Regions from separate parts of the Homo sapiens genome. Here region 2 is linked to region 1. Evidence: read pairs that join two places in POLR2A ChIA-PET (ENCODE). Cell type or tissue: IMR-90. All regions are shown on one strand. Links, peaks and the distances in the headings refer to the core of each region. The heading gives the core; the rest is flanking DNA.

Region 1 (8,348 bases), core at 292-8,291:
TCTAAGTACTTAGACGTAAAACGTGTCACTGATGTTAGGAAAGATGACAGGACAAAGGCCCTGGGGTCTTGGGCTGTGGAAAAAGTGGAGCCTGTAGCTTTTCAAAAAGTAACTACCTTCACGATCATTTATATAGGACCATATTTAATGAGCTCCTTATGGTGAATGATGATTATGTCCTCTGTTTTCTCTATAAAAGTAAGAAGTGGGGTAATTTTCAAATGTTTTCAACTTGCATATTTATTATTCAAACTAAAATATTCCTCTTTTTCTTTTTGCCTAGAGTATTCTAGCCATTCTTTCTCTTTGAGCTCCCAGCCCGTTGTTCATAGTCTCACATGTAGCAAGGATGTATGGAGGATAACATAAGCTTTCTGAGTTTACAGATTTTATCATTAGGTAGAACAAAATCCAATGCCTTGGTGCTGTTTCTCTCTCAGTGTACTTGTGCCCCAAGGGGAACATCAAGCCTCAGGATAAACATGTCTTCTTTTGTGGGAGTATCAACTTTACCGCAGTGTATGAGATGTAATATAATTTTTATATTAAAACACACCCAGATTTATTATAGAATAGAATATGAAATCTGAATTATTTTTAAACACAGAACACTACTGTGCATGACTTTTTTTTTTGCAAGATGTGAGCAATATAATGTAATATTTAAAGTACAATCTCTGGACTCAGGTGAACCACAAAAACTTCACTTGGCTTTGGACAAATTTTTAAATCCTTTTATCCCTCAGTTTCTTTTTCTATAAAGTGGAGCTGATGTTAATATGTAACTTATAGAGTTGATGTGAGCATTAAAGGTACTTAATGTTTACTATGTTTAGCACATAGTAAACACACAAATGATGCTGCTGGTAGCAATATGCTCAGAACCTTGAAGGTAAAAATGGATGCTCCTGGGTCACTAGGGGTGGAGATGCTTGCACAGCACTGCTCTGGAGAAATTAAGTCCTACTTCTGCCCTCTCCTTTCTGGGTCAGGGTATTCAGAACATGCTGAGGAACTGGCCCAAAGCACAACTGTGATGGAGCAATTGTTACGCTTGACCTCAGAGCCAGTGGTGCTTGATGGATGGTGTATAGTCTTTGGATCACTAGGAGTGAAACATCACCAGGAGAGAAACAGATGGGAAGGCTGGATTGGCCAGTGAGTGGGCAAGGATGAAGAACCACGGATTTTAACTGAAGGATTTGCAAGTGACCCAGCTTCCCCAAGAGCAGTGTCAGGGCCCGAGGTTAAATATTAGATCAGAATGAGAACTAGAAGGTACTAATGCTATCATCCTCTCCAGTGGCCAAGACTGACCCTACTAATGCATTACCACACGTTTTCAAGCAGAGCGCAGGTAAGGCTTCAGAATCTTCCTAAATTTGTTGATCCAGGCAGACACTACTAAATGATTATCACTTGAGAAGATTTTTTTTCTGGGTAGCTCTTGAGAGATTCCAGGAGCTTTGGACACTATTATATATATGTAAGAAAAGCCAGCAACAGAAGTGGCTTCAAAGACTCGCCTGCTTGGAGAAACCTTCTGTGATTCATGATATTTTAGTTTCTATTTCCTACAAACAACTGTTTTAATCCAGCTTTCAGGATGAAAAACAGTAAGATAAAACTAATGACAGAAGCTTGAATAACATATACCAAAATCCTAACTTTCCTGATATATTTTAAGAAGAGTTTGTTAATCAAAATGAGTGGGTGTCATGTTGGAATTTTATCATAAGGGGTTTTGCATAAACTCCTGCCTGATTCTGCCTAGACTAGTTGGTGTTTTCCATTCTCAGATGGGAGGCATATGTGTAGGTTATACCAATGCACAGGCTATACTAATGCACAGGCACTCAGGCCAGTGCCGACCGAGGCTCAAGGGAGGGAAGTTAGGTTACAAGGAAGAAGGGTAAAGACTATGTGTTGTGGTCAGTGGACGAAGCACAAACATGAAGTTGTTTTACTTTTTGCCAGTCATTACCACTAGCTTCATTAAGTTGGATCTCCCTTCTCCACTATGTAGCAAAGAATTTGACTTTCTGGAGGCTAAGGCTGAGGATTGCTTGAGTTCAGGAGTTTGAGGTTACAGCGAGTTATGAGCTGTCACTGCCACTTCAGCCTGCGTGACGGAGCAAGATTCAGTCTCAATAGTAATAATAATGATAATAATAATGTAATAAAACTAACCTAAAGAGAGATCTGGTCTTTGCACTGATTCCTGGGAGGAATTCTCTGAGTCCCTGAAATGTCCTGCTGCTAAAAATGTCTTTGTTTACCTGGGGGCCTTGGTCCACACTGGATAGTCTAACAGTGTGATTAAGGTGGGGGCTTTTGGTCATGTGTTACTGGTTATGTGAGCAGTTATCTTGTATACATTAGAGCCTCAATAAAGACTCTGGACACGGAGGCTGGGGTGAGCTTCCATGGTTGGCAGTACTCAGTGTGCATCGTCCCATTTTGTTGCTGGGCAAGTTAATGCTGTCTGCGACTGCACTGGGAGAGGACAGCTGGAAGCTGCATGAGTGGAACTTTCCTGGACTCTGTCCCATGCCTCTCTTCTCTTGGCTGATTTTAATCTGTATCATGTCACTGTAATAAACCATAATCATGTGTATGACAGATTTCAGTGGGTTCTGTGAGTCCTAGCAAGTTACCAAATCTGAGGGTGGTCTTGGGAACCCTTGAACTTACAATTGGTGCCAGAAATGAGGGTGATCTTGGGGACTGTTCCTTAATTTTCCACCCACTTAAAGCAGATTCCTTATGATATCATGGATGGATTCAGTAGCTTTCCAGATCCTTTGGTTAGTGAGGATCTATTGAATTTAAAGTTCCAATTTTAAAGTTTCAGTCGTTTTCATTACCAACCAGATTTGTAGCTAGAGGGACTTGATGTGGGAGGGGTAGGTCTTGGTTTTCTCTTTCAGTCTTGTGCCCCCCTCACTGTGGGAGTATGTGATCTTCCTCTGGAATTCTCCCTCTTCTTCTAAGTCTCTAGCTTCTCATTTGGTTTGAGCCTTGATAAGAGAGAGGAAAAGAGACAAATGTTGCACTTTATTGGTTGTCCTTGCTTTTTTAGCTAACCCTGAACAGCTAACTGATGCCGTCTGTGTGGTAAGTGTCAAAAGTGCTGGTGCTCTCATGGGACATGTGATGGGCTCTCCCAGGGTTTGAAGGGTCCTGACTGTACCTCTTTACCTCCTCCAAACCTCATCTCAGCTGCCTTAGTGCTGGGACCTCCTCTCCCTGGGAAGAGGGCATTGAAAAGATTATTCAGATTGCATTTTTCAGGGTCACTTGACACCATTATTAGGGTTACTGTGGCTGAGCTCATCCTTGTTACCTCTTTAGTTCTGTTCCCTGCTCTGGTGGCCAAAGGGTAGACTAGTGGTACTTGGTCTCAGGTCGGCTTCACAGTCTTAAAAATTATTGAAGGCTTTGAAGAGCTTTTGTTTATGTGAGTTATAGCTATCAATATTTACCATATTAGAAATTAAAACTGAGAAATTACAAAAACTTTATTTACTCCTTTAAAATAATAATAAACACATTATGTGTTAACATAATTAATTTCTTAAATAAAAAATAACTAGATTTCCTCAAAGAAAGTGAGAGAGAAGAGTGGCATTGTTTTTCATTTTTGCAAATATCTTTAATGTTTGACTTACAAAATGATAGCTGGATTCTTACTTTATTCTGCATTCAATTTGTTATGATTTTAAAAATTAAGGTATCCAGACTAAATCTGGCCTGATACAGATAGACAGTTGGAAAAGGAATTGTATTTTTATAGCCTTTTCAGATAATTGTGAGTAGTCTTTTGAAATACTACATCAAAATTTAACAAGTGGTAGTTTCTTTAAGGTTGATTGCGATGTGGAGTCTAAAACCATATCATGAACTTTGCATACTCTATTACATTTTAACCCATTGGTCCGTCTTCCATGCTGAGTAATCTCTTACCCATGCATGATTTTGTAACATCATGCAGTGGTCATTTGAAAAATATTGGTTTACTTAGCTACTCAGATCCTCCAAATGTGGACACATTTCATTATTTAATGTCTAAAAGAAATCACACTACTAATCTCATTAGAAGTCTAAGCATTGGGAGGCTGTCAAGCTCACTGTGGTGGACACAAGTTTTCTAATATTCTAATTTTAGTTTGAAAATTTGAGTTTTATCTTTGGTAACAAATACTGTAAGTGGTTTTACTGGCCAGGTGTGGAGTCTCATGCCTGTAATCCCAGCACTTTGGGAGGCTAAGGCAAGCAGATCTGTTGAGTCTAAGAGTTCAAGATAAGCCTGGGCTACATGAAGAAACCCCATCTCTGAAAAAAAAAAATTAGCCAGGCATGATGGCACATGCCTGTAGTCCCAGCTACTTGGGAGGCTGAGGAAGGAGGATCATTTGAACCCAGGTGGTGGAGATTGTAGTGAGCTGAGATCAGACCACTGCACTCCAGCTTGGGTGACAGAGTGAGACCCTGTATCAAAAAAAAAAAAAAAAAAAAAAAAAAAGGTGGTTTTCCTAAAAGTTACAGGTTTACTTTGTTTATTTTGAGAAAATGCCAAATACCCGGAACTGAATAACCAGTTTGTCTGTTATTCATTCTTTCATGTGAAAGTGGTGATCGTGGTAAGCAGAGTAATGACTGTTTTAATCTAGAACCTGTTAATATGTTCACTTACATGGCAAAAGGGGCATTGAAGATGTAATTTGGTTAACAATCTTAAGATAGGAAGATTATCTTGAATCACCTGGTTTAGCCCACTGCAGTCAACAGGGTCCTTATGAGTCAAAGAGAACAGTAGGAGATTTAAAGACGCTATGAGTCTGGCTTTGAAGATAAAGGAAGTTGAAGATAAAGGAAGGGGCCATGCACCAAGGAATGTAGGTGGCCTTTAGAAGATGAAAAATGCAGGAAAATTGATTCCCCCCCGAATCTCTAGAAGGAACACAGTCCTGCTGACACCTTGATTTTAGCCCAGTGAGACCCATGTTGGATTTCTTACCTCCAGAAGTGTAAGATAATACATTTGTTTTGTTTTAAGCCACCAACTTGGTGGCAGTTTGTTACAGTCGCAATAGAAAATGAATATAGTGTTCCATGAAACAAAGCAACTACTTCAACTCACAACTCAATCACACAAGTGCTTTTCTTGAAGACAACATAGTATTTCAATAAGCAGCACAAGTGCTTTGTGTGCATTTTCTCACTGAATATTAAAATTTAAGTCAAGTGATGAGATTCCACATGATTAATAATTTTGGTATCAAGATGATAATGATCTCATAGAATGAGTTAGGGAGGGCTACCTCCTCAATTTTTTGGAATAATTTCAGTAAGACTGGTACCAGCTCTTCTTTGTACAACTTGTAGAATTCAGCTACGAATCTGCCTTGACCAGGGCTTTTTGGGTTGGCAACTTTTTTATTACTGATTTAATTTTGTAACTTGTTATTGGTCTGGTCAGGGTTTCAATATCTTCCTGGTTCAGTCTTGGGAGGTTGTGTGTTTCCAGGAATTTTTCATTTCCTCAAGGTTTTCTAGTTTGTGCTCATAGAGGTGTTCATACCAGTCTCTGAGGATCTTTTGTATTTCTGTGGAATCCTAAGTGGTTCTGATGCACATTCAAGTTTGAGAAGCATTGCCTTAAGCTCTTTGTGACTCAAGTTCTTTTCTTTTTTCTCGACACTTATGTTTAATGGTTTATTATAAAGGATACAGATGAAGAGATGTGTAGAGTGAGGTATGAGAGAAGGGGCGAGGAGCTCCCATGCCTTCCCTGGGCATGGCACCCTCCAAGAACTTCTGTATGTTTATCTATCTGGAAGCTCTTAGAATCCAGTTCTCCTGGGTTTTTATGGATGCTTCATGACATCAGCATTTCTTCTCCCTAGAGAATTCCTAGAAGAATTCTCCTTCTCTCCTCTCTGGGGAGGATCTTAAGACTCACAGTCAGGGCTGGGCGTGGTGGCTCATGCCTGTAATTCCAGCACTTTGGGAGGCTAAGGTGGGCGGATCACCTGAGGTCAGGAGTTTGAGATCACCCTGGCCAAGATGGCAAAACCCTGTCTCCACAAAGAATACAAAAATTAGTCGGGCATGGTAGCGGGCACCTGTAATCCCAGCTACTCGGGAGACTGAGGCAGGAGAATCGCTTGAACCTGGGAGGGAGAGGTTGCAGTGAGCTGAGACAGTGCCATTACACCCCAGCCTGGATGACAAAAAAAAAAAAAAAAAAAAAAAGAGAAACAGACAAACAAAACCTCACAATCAGAAAGAATGGAAAGAGTAGAGTCCTGCCTTGAGGCAAGTGAAAAGAGGGCAGGAGAAGGCCGGAGGTCTGCCCCTGAGGCCTAACACACCCAACATTATAACAAAAAACTGTAACAAGGCCAGGAACCATGGGCGAATACCAATATATATTATGACACCACAGGCCACTCCCTGTTTTCCAACCATGAATCCCTTATAGCAAAACAAAGATACACAATCATTAATAAGTGGTCCAGTCCATCATATTGTATGAATGTCTCCCAGGCTGAGGCCACTTAGATTTTCAGGCTTCCTTTTATCCTTGTCAGGTTCCAAAAGCAAGAGTGGTATTGGCAAATACATAGCTTCTCCCTTTCAGGCAGCTGGAATAACCGAGCTACGAGGCAATGTCATCTCTTGTTCCGAGACTCTTTAGAGTTGTTAATGTAATATTGGATTTCCCTCCATTTATCACTGTTTATTCATTTCTTTACCCTCAGCTATTATTCCTCCTGTTCCCCATTTATTATTTATTTTGACCCAAACTCTGACACTTTTGGAAAGGACATTAGGTTTGGCCACTGTGCTGATGTAGATTGCCTGCGGCAATACTAGTCTAGCGAGTGCCTCTCCCTTAGTTCACCCGCATTCATATCGAGAAGGATTACATAGGTTCCAAACTAATGTGCCATTTTTACCACCAGGCAATATAGCTGCATTTATTCTTAACCCCAATTTTGCCAGGTGGGGTGAAGGCACAATCCACCCCCATCAGGCCCCTTAGGAATTCTGACACACTTTAAAAACACAGTGAAGATTTCTTGCTTAGGAATCATCCCTGCTTCCAGCACTTGTAGTTGCAGCCCTTGGTCCTAGGACCACTGCATCAGGTAGGAGAGAGAAAAAAAATTTCTTACGAGGTGATATGGGGAAAAAAAGAAAAAATATAGTCCGTATACCAGTGTACTCCTCCCTTGGCAAGACTTGCATAGTCATATCATACCAGTATCTCTCACCCCCTCTTCCCCAGGTCAACCAGAAAAACTGAAAACATCTAGCAGGGACACTCTAGTCCCACTCATGCTGAGTGTGAGCACACACTTGTGAAGGCAGGTAGGCCAGCCCTTCCTGCTTTTAGCTCTTTCTTTTTTAGACAACCAATGTCTTAATTGCCTGTTCTACTTCTCCATCAAATGATTACTCTAAGGATATATCTCTCTGCCCATTGTTGGACACTATGGGCTGTACAGTGTGTTCCTTGATCTGAAGAAATGATGGTTAGCCACCCAAATCTATGCATTATCTTCTGTTGTGGTTTTTTTATGGCACTCTAAGCATTTTCTTCTTCTACTGGGTAAGCAAAGCCTACTCCCAAGTCAGTGTCTAATCCTGTCAAGATCCATTTGTAGCCCCCAGAGAAAACCAGCATCAGTCTCATGTGCCAGCTGTGTTGAGGGCCTTCCTACCAGTGAATATGCCTCATAGCCATTGGCAGTCTCTGTCTCTCTTGCAGAGAAACAGAACAGTTCTTACTGGCAGGCCTGAGAGAGTGCAAAAGGAATTTATATATATTATATATATATATTATATATTATATATATATATATATATATATTTTTTGAGACACGATGTTACTCTAATTGCCCAGGCTGAAGTGTAATGGCAGGACTTTAGCTCACTGCAGCCTCGACCTCCCGGGCTCAGGTGATCCTCCCACCTCAACCTCTCAAGTAGTTGGTACTACAGGCACGCACCACCACAGCTGGCTAATTTTTGTATTTTTTAGTAGAAGCAGGGTTTCACCCTGTTGCCCAGGTTTGTCTCAAACTCCTGAGCTCAAGTGGTCCTTCTGCCTTGGCATCCCAAAGTGCTGAGATTACAGGCGTGAGCCACTATGGCCGGCCAATGTTTTAATGCAGCTCATCTCCACACTGCTGCAGTAACCCCAAATCCACTAATTTCATGGACCAAGGTGGCCCATGGGAGCACATGGGAATATCTGTTTGTTGATTCCAGTCACCTTCGTAACCTGGAAGGGAGTTCTTCTGATGGGCATTGACTTGTTCTACTTTAATGCACCC
Region 2 (8,348 bases), core at 280-8,279, 240 kb after region 1:
ATTCCTGACTCACCCACTTCTAACTAGTCAGTGCTCCTCTGAATTACCTCTGCATGCGGGTCCCTCCTCTATGTAGAATTTGTTGAGTGCATTGAGTAATAACTTACAAGTCTACATCCTCCAGTACAGTACAGTTTTTTTGAAGAGACTCATTTGTTTATTATAGTATTAATTCCTATCAAGCATAATATTTTCCATTTTAAAAAACTATTGTATGTGTTTGTTCATTCATTCAAAACATATTAATTGAATATCCTTTCTCTGCCAGGCACCGTGCTAGGGACAGTATCCTTATATAGCTTATAGTCTGGATATAAACAGCATCTATATAGAATGAATTTTTGGTTGGAAGACAAGGAATGTTAAAAATTCAAAGTACACTGAAATGAAAAAGAACCCAAGGATAAAGTCAGATCAAAAACAACCCTTACTGAGCTGCACAGTTCAGGAACTGCTTTTCACAATCTGTTTTACTTAATCTTCCCATCAATTCTGAGAGAGTTCTATGATTAATACTACTTTACAGGAGAAAAGGTGACATTTGGATAGTAAATAAATTATCCATATAACAGTTGAACAAAAGGGCAATTGTGGGTTTAATTTGGGACTTGAACACAGGTTTTCCAACTCCAAACCCTGTGTGTGGCCCATTATGTTCCACTATACAGTCCTCCTTCTTCAAAACGCCACTCCTTACAGGATCAGATGAGGAATCTCAAGATCATGGAAATATCAGTGCTTCCATAGCCACAAATTTTAGCAATGATCTCACAAACAATACAATGAGCTTATCTAATTGTCATATGGATTCAATGTAACAGATCTCAAATGTGATTTTAAAAAACTGAGCTCGAACTTTATAAGATCAATACCTTATCCCAAAAACGAATACCAAATTTCACCAAAATAAATTCAATTGTTGGCCAGGCAAGGTGGCTCATGCCTGTAATCCCAGCAACTTTTGAGGCCAAGGTGGGCAGATCCCTTGATGCCAAGTGTTCGAGACCAGCCTGATCAACGTGGCGAAACTCCATTTCTACTAAAAATAACAACGACAACAACAAAGAGCCATGCATGGTGTTGTACACCTGTAGTCCTAGCTACTTGGGAGACTGAGGCACGAGAATTGCTTGAGCCTGTAAGGCAGAAGCTGCAGTGAGCCAAGATCGCACCACTGCACTCCAGCCTGTGACAGAGCGAGAGTCTGTCTCAACAATAAATAAATAAATAAAAACTTCAATTGTGAATTTATTGAGATGATCGTTAAACTGTGCCAACTCACTGAGATGATATAGGGTCAGTTTACCTACTATCAAAGAAAATTCCCAATGAATTAATTGAAAGACAGTAGTGTCATTAAAAATAAAGATATAAAGCTATATTTATATTGAAGAAAATGCAGGTTATGGAACAGCACTTGGAGTATAACCTTATTTTTGTAGACTGTAATATATTATTCCCAGGAAAAACTATCTGGAAGAACATATAAAAATGTTTACAGAAGATTTATCTGCATATTAAATGAATAATTTTTTAAAAATATTCTCTTTTCCAACTCTCTTAAATTTCTTATTAAAATGAATGTGTACAAGTTGAGTATCCCAAATGCTCAAAGGAAATGCTCATTAGAGCATTTTGGATTTTGAATGTTTGGATTTGTGATGCTCAACCAGTATAATGCAAATATTCCAAAATCCTAAAAAATTCTGAAATTTGAAAAATGTCTGGTCCCAAACATTTAGGATAAAGGATACTCAACCAGTATTATTTGTATAATTTTTTAAGTTAAAAAGTGAATGCAGGGACTATTATTGGGGTAGAGGAAAGGGAGATGAAAATGTGCCACCAGCCTGGGAGGGAAGTGAAATGAGTGATTTGGGAAAGACAGAAGTATTCATATAGTAAGTTGTAAGCAGTTTAATTCTCAGGCTGTCTCTGCCAATTGCGGCAATTAAACTGCAATTGCTTTGTTTTCATCAAGCTTTTGGCTAAAAACAGAATTAATAACAACTGATTTTAGTAACACATTCTGTTTGCAGTAAGGACTTGTATGGATCGAATTCCATTTAAACTATAATCTAGTTGTAAAATATGTTTGGCACTTTTCATTTTTAAAATAGCATTTTTTTCTACTGAAATCAAATCTTGTTCTGAGCATTTGAGCTGCTTGTTGCTAAGAACTTGTGAGGCAACTTTTCTATCATGTGGACTTATTTTTAATCATCTAAGATTTGAATTTTGTATTATTCATTTCTCAGAAGTTTGGCTTGTGTGTAGCTTCATAGGGAAAAACAATTTAGCTTTGCTTCTAACACATATTTTAATGTATTCTACCAGGGCCCTCTGTCCTCTATAGCTTCCCTGCATACTCCTTAACCCATTATATCCCACCAGACTGTCTTTGTTTAGGATCTTTAAATCCATCATCTACTTCCTCCCTCAGCACCTTTGCTCATGCTATTCCTTATGTCTGAGAATGCTGTTCCTGCCCTCCCTCTTCACCCAATATGCACACTTAAACGTTGGCTGACTCATTGCTACCCATTCATTAAATGTGTTACCTCTTCAGATCACAGCAGTTATGGAGCTATTGAAGGTTTGGGCACCTCAGTCCCGCAATCTTTGATTTTCCCTCTAGTGTTCCCTTGGGTCTATTTCCTGCTACCAATAAAGTGCCTTATCCGCCACTCTTTATCTTTTTTTTTCTCAGCTTCATAGTTTTTGCTACCTAACAGTTTACTATCTCAACTTCAACTTACTCCATTCCCTTATTCTGTCTCCTGGCCTCTCTTTCTTACCATTTAAATTAATTTATTTCACACTGGGGAATAGTATAACCAGTGGGAATTACTATATTCATATTTGCAGTGTCTAAGGAACAATTCCCCATAGGCAGTATTTGGACTACTCAAAGGACAATCACATCTCTTCACTTCCAAGTTCAGAGTTTTGAGTGAAGTGAGGAAATTCATTGTAGCTCCTAGGTTTAAAATACAAGAAAAAAAAATTTGCCTGATAAAAAGTTGTGAGACAGCCTTCCTTCTTATTTCTGCAATTTAAAGTCAGGAAGATTTTTTTTCAAACGGATTCATTCAGTTAGATTTTGCGAACATTGGCTAAATGTTATAAAATTCTATTTTAAGCACCTAGTCTTAAGCTTGGGCCACACCCACTAGATGAGGAAATTTTAATAATGTCAGCCTAGTAGGCAATGATGCCAAGCCACTTTGACTTTCTTTTTCTCACCTAGTAAAGCTCAAATACGACATTAATAGCAAACCATCAGAGATGTTATTAATGAGATATATCAGGTATGTGCATAGTTCAAAATTTCAATATTTTATTAATATTGAAAAACATTTTAGACTCAAAATGTTTTAATTATTACCATAAAAATGACAAATATTGTCAAAATAGTAATAATTCCCTAGTCAGGAAAGATAGCTATTTATTTTCATAGAAAAACCCAACTGAAGCATTTGGTTACAAAGCAAAATGTACACGTAATTTCATTTTAATTTTAAGTACAAATAAAGTTAATGTCTTCAGAACTGATTAATTTCATGGTGAACAAATATTCACATAATTAGTATAGCCTAAACTATTCTTAAAACTGGAATGACTGGAGATTGAAAGACAACTCAGTAATTTATTCTGCTTCAAATTCAAACTCATTTCTTTTCTTTTTTTTTTTTTTTGAAACGGAGTTTCACTCTTGTTGCCCAGGCTGGAGTGCAATGGCACGATCTGGGCTCACCGCAACCTCTGCCTCCTGGGTTCAAGTGATTCTCCTGCCTTAGCCTCCCAAGTAGCTGAGATTACAGGCATGCACCACCACGCCCAGTTAATTTGGTATTTTTAGTAGAGATAGGGTTTCTCCATGTTGGTCAGGCTGGTCTCAAACTCCCGATCTCTGGTGATCTGCCCACCTCGGCCTCCCAAAGTGCTGGAATTACAGGTGTGAGCCACCACACCCAGCCTTCAAACTCATTTCTAACAATGTCAATGGTCATTGTATTGTTTTGCAAAAAGTGTATTTCTTGTTTTCTGGATAAATTTGGAATCACAATAATTATTATAACAAAATAAGTGATCTCATCTTTTTTTTTTTTTTTTTTGAGATAGAGTCTTGCTCTGTCACCCAAGCTGGAATGTGTGGCATGATTTGGCTCACCTCAGCCTCTGCCTCCCAGGTTCAAGCAATTCTCCTGCCTCAGCTTCCTGAGTAGCTGTGATTACAGGCGCATGTCACTATGCTTGACTAATTTTTGCATTTTTAGTAGAGACAGGGTTTCACCATGTTGCCCAGGCTGGTCTCGAATGCCTGACCTCAGGTGATCTGCCCACCTTGTCCTCCCAAAGTGCTGGGATTGCAGGCATGAGCCACCATGTTCGGCCAATCTCATCTTCCTTAATGACTAAAGATAGAAATCCCAGGGCTTAAAATAATTAATTTTATTATCTAACGTATATTTAGTGACATTGATAAAACAAGACAGCTCATTTTCTGGATGATCACAATTTGGAGTGGTCCTCAAGCAAGAGAAATATTCACAATCTTAGCAATTCATATAAAACTGGAAAAGTTTGGGAGTTTCTTAATAAATTATGCATTAACTTACCGTATGACTGAACAATTTTACACCTACATATTTACCTCCCAAAACTAAAAATATATGTTCACACAAAGACTTGTACATGAAATTTTATAGCAGCACTATTCATAGCTAAAACTGGAAACAATCCAAATATTTGATGAATATTTGGATTGAATAAATAAAATGTAATATATTCATAAAATTCTATTTAGCAAATAAAAGGACTGAACTAGTGATACAGCATGGATGGATGAGTCTCATAAAAATGATGCTGAATGAAAGAAGCCAGGTGTGAAGAGAACATGTCATGTAAGTCCATTTATATTTAATTACCAGAAAAGCAGAAAGTAGACCAGTGGTTGCCTAGAGCTAAGGGTGGGAACAGAGAGATTTACTATTAATGGGTAAAATGGAATGTTTTAGAGTAATGGAAATGTTCTGAATATAGATTATGATAGATTTAGTAAATTACATAAATTTAGCAACTTCTGTGAGTTTGAGCTATAAAATCATTGAGCTGTATACTTAAAATGGGAGAATTTTATGATATATGAATTATATCTCACTAGAGCTGTTAAAAATTATATGTGACAGTCACATATATTTCTTCCATATGCTCGTGAAAATATTTGTTCCTTTTTTTATATATTTGAAGTACAATTGGGGAGACCTGTGAAAAAATTATCTGGAAATTATTAGTGTTTCCTTAAAAAATTATTTTCTGATTTATTTGGATTTTCTTGCACTTTAGTAGGAAGATAGTATTTTTTCTGGATGAGATGTTAGAGACACTTTTGAGTATTAGATTGAGAATGAATTTGAGATTCCTCAAAATATTTTACAGAGGAGAAAAATGAGGCTTAGAGAAGACAGCCGACCTAAAGTCAAACACAATTAAAAGCCAAGTTGATCTCAGAACCCCTCCTGCTTCTTCCACAACATGTTATTAATAATATGAGATGCCCACAGTGGAGTTGAGAGCAAATGGCCTTTCTTAGAGCCTCCTGACATCTCATGGCCACTCAGCCTTAGTATATGAGGCCACTTGGCCATATTCTCAGGATAAGTTTAGCCATTTCCCTGCAGTCTTTAGAAGACTTTTGATGCTGTGAAATCTCCAAATGAACAAGTATATACCATCAGTACTGGGTATTTATGAACTAAATAAATTACAAACAATTCATGAAGATGCCAAATGTCTAAGCAAAGATGGCAGATAAAACCATTGGTTCCAGTTTCATCTCATGTTTTTTATTTGCAAAACTTTAAAAAATCAGATTTATTTAAGAAAGCTGTGTGATTTTTTGACAATGTTTTTGCAAGATGGCAAGATTTTCATTTTTTATCAAGAGTATTTTCAATTTGCTCCCTGGAACAGTGTTTTGCAATAGAAATATGTAATCTTGTACATGCAGGATGTTTTAATATTGGTAGAAGTAACATTTTCTGCTTTGTCCTGTAAATAATCACTCTGATTAAACTTAACCTCTATTTGGCCAATGGAATTTAATGAGTGCCCAAACTGGAGTTATCAAGAGAAGAAAAGAAAAAGAAGTATGAGTCCTTTTGGAAAATTACTCAGAGTAATATTAATTTAAATGATATATTTTCTATTTTTTGATACCTGATCACTCTGAGAATTGTAAGGACAGGATTTTTAAAAATTAAAAACAGTTAAACTTATCTACTTTCATCTTCATGAAAATCATTCTTTGACATAAGAAAGTCAATATTACACTTAATTGTCAAAAGAGGCTCATGCCTGGCATTCTCTCAGCTGGGAGTGAGAGGGAAAGGTGTCAGAGACCTTGAGTATCAGTGTCCAGTATTTAGCTTTTCAGTGAAGATGAAGTCATTATATGGTTTTATCTGCGCTTACTACTAAGAAGTTAGTTAAGTGTAGTAATTGTCTATTATAAATAGAAGAGTTGATAGTTTTGTTTCCCTGGTAAATAGCATTATAAGTAAATAATCTGGAAAATTAGAAATATACATATATAATTTCACTTTTTCTTGGAAAAAATTTTATCATCATATAATCAAACATTTTAAAAATAGTACAATCAAAAGAGGCTGATTATGAAGACAACTGGAAGATGTAAAAATGTTGGCTTTAATAACTATCTGAATACTACTGTGACAATAACAACAAAAAGCTACTGATGCATGCAACAAAACTGATATATCATCAAGACATTTTAAGTGCAAGAGACCTTACATGAAAGACTACATACTGTGTGATTTTATTTAATCGAAGAGTCTAGAACAGGCAAACTAATCTATGATAGTAAAATTAAGAACAATAGTCCCTGGGAGGATGTGGTGGGAATGAACTGGGAAGGGGCATGAGGAAATTTTCTGGGTTGATGATGATATTATAAATCTTGATAAAGGTTTGGGTTACACAGATGTATGGCATTTGGGGAAAACAGTAATGTATAGTTAAGATTTATGTATTTCATTGTACCTAAATTTTATCTCAAAAGAAAAATATAAATAAATATTAAACTTTAGTTAATGGCATGCATACTGAAGTGTTTGGGGGTGAAGAGTACTGAAATTCAGTTGACATGGAAATTAATTAAAAATTAAGATGGAATGAATGATGGACAGAGGGATGGAGAGACGGAAATGTACATGATAAATGAGTAAGACAGGAATCATTGACTTTTGGTTGCTGCCTTATGGATATGCTCTACACAATTCAAGTTTTTGTATGTTTAAAATTTTTTATAATAAAATTTGGAAAATAACTCATCTTTGATTTTAAATCTCTAAATATATTGGTTAGATTTAAAGACACATAACTGACATTCAGAAGTTAGTAGTATTCCAAACATAACATTTTACCTTATGTGTCTCCAGAAATAGTTCTCAGAAACCCTAATTAACAGAATTTGTTCACAGACCAAAATATGTGTAAAAGTCTCATGATAGGAAATTTAACAGTGAAGTTTCTTTTCTCCATACTGTGTTGAATATCTGTAAATGTCTTTCAAATGACATTGGGCCCATTAATTTTATTGTCGATGCACTGAATTTTAAAAGAGTAATGGCTCTCAAACTTGAGTATTCACCAGAATATCCATACAGCTTGTCGAAATACAGATTGCTGCCCCCAGAGTTTCTAATTCAATAGGTCTGGGATGGGGTCTCACAAGTTCCCAGATGATGTTGATTGTCTAATCTGGAGACCATACTTTCAGAGCCCTGGAATTGAGCCTAGCCCATCTTCCATCAAGAGCACTTAATACTACCACTTCTTACTTTAAAGGGCAACAGAATGTAAGCAAATCATCTCCATGAATTTTCATGAAAATAAGCAAAGAACAAAAAGAAGGGAAATGAGTCTTGTTAAATTCCTTAGCCTATCGGGTTACTTTTCTATGTATTAAAAAACAATAATGACTAAGAATCTACCATTTTTCCAAAGTGGTACAGAAAAAGTATTACAAAATAAATTTTGACACCTTGTATTTTTCTCCTTTCTTCCCTACCTGCTTTTGGTATATCTATCCTCATGGGATAAAAACTACTTTTGTGACTAATTAAACAAAACTAAAGGGACGTTTTCTATATATATTCTTTCTTCCACCCCTTTTATATCAGGTTCAGAATCCCTCAATTGTAGCGTTATTTTACTAATTCTGCTAATCATGCTGCACTGAAACAACTGACTTATTCATCTACCCAATGTACTAGAATGTCCAGTCTTTGCCATCAGACATATCATATTCAAATTTGTGTCAC

The links. Peaks named below come from ENCODE experiments on the same cell type or tissue, not always from the same donor. Only the 100,000 strongest peaks of a DNase experiment are listed, where the experiment ranks them.
Region 2: POLR2A ChIA-PET joins it to region 1 with 19 read pairs; 3 of 35 experiments call an interaction of 5 or more read pairs at or near these places.

What each region holds. Positions count from the first base shown.
Region 1 is chr3:101,185,631-101,193,978 of GRCh38, reverse strand. No RefSeq gene overlaps it. Among named protein-coding and RNA genes, the nearest start is that of IMPG2, 130 kb to the left of the region's middle. In IMR-90, for the core only: no CTCF peak of the experiment used is centred there; a DNase peak (open chromatin) is centred at 3,968.
Region 2 is chr3:100,942,139-100,950,486 of GRCh38, reverse strand. The region is part of intron 1 of ABI3BP (ABI family member 3 binding protein); the gene reads left to right. Among named protein-coding and RNA genes, the nearest start is that of ABI3BP, 47 kb to the left of the region's middle. In IMR-90, for the core only: no CTCF peak of the experiment used is centred there; no DNase peak of the experiment used is centred there.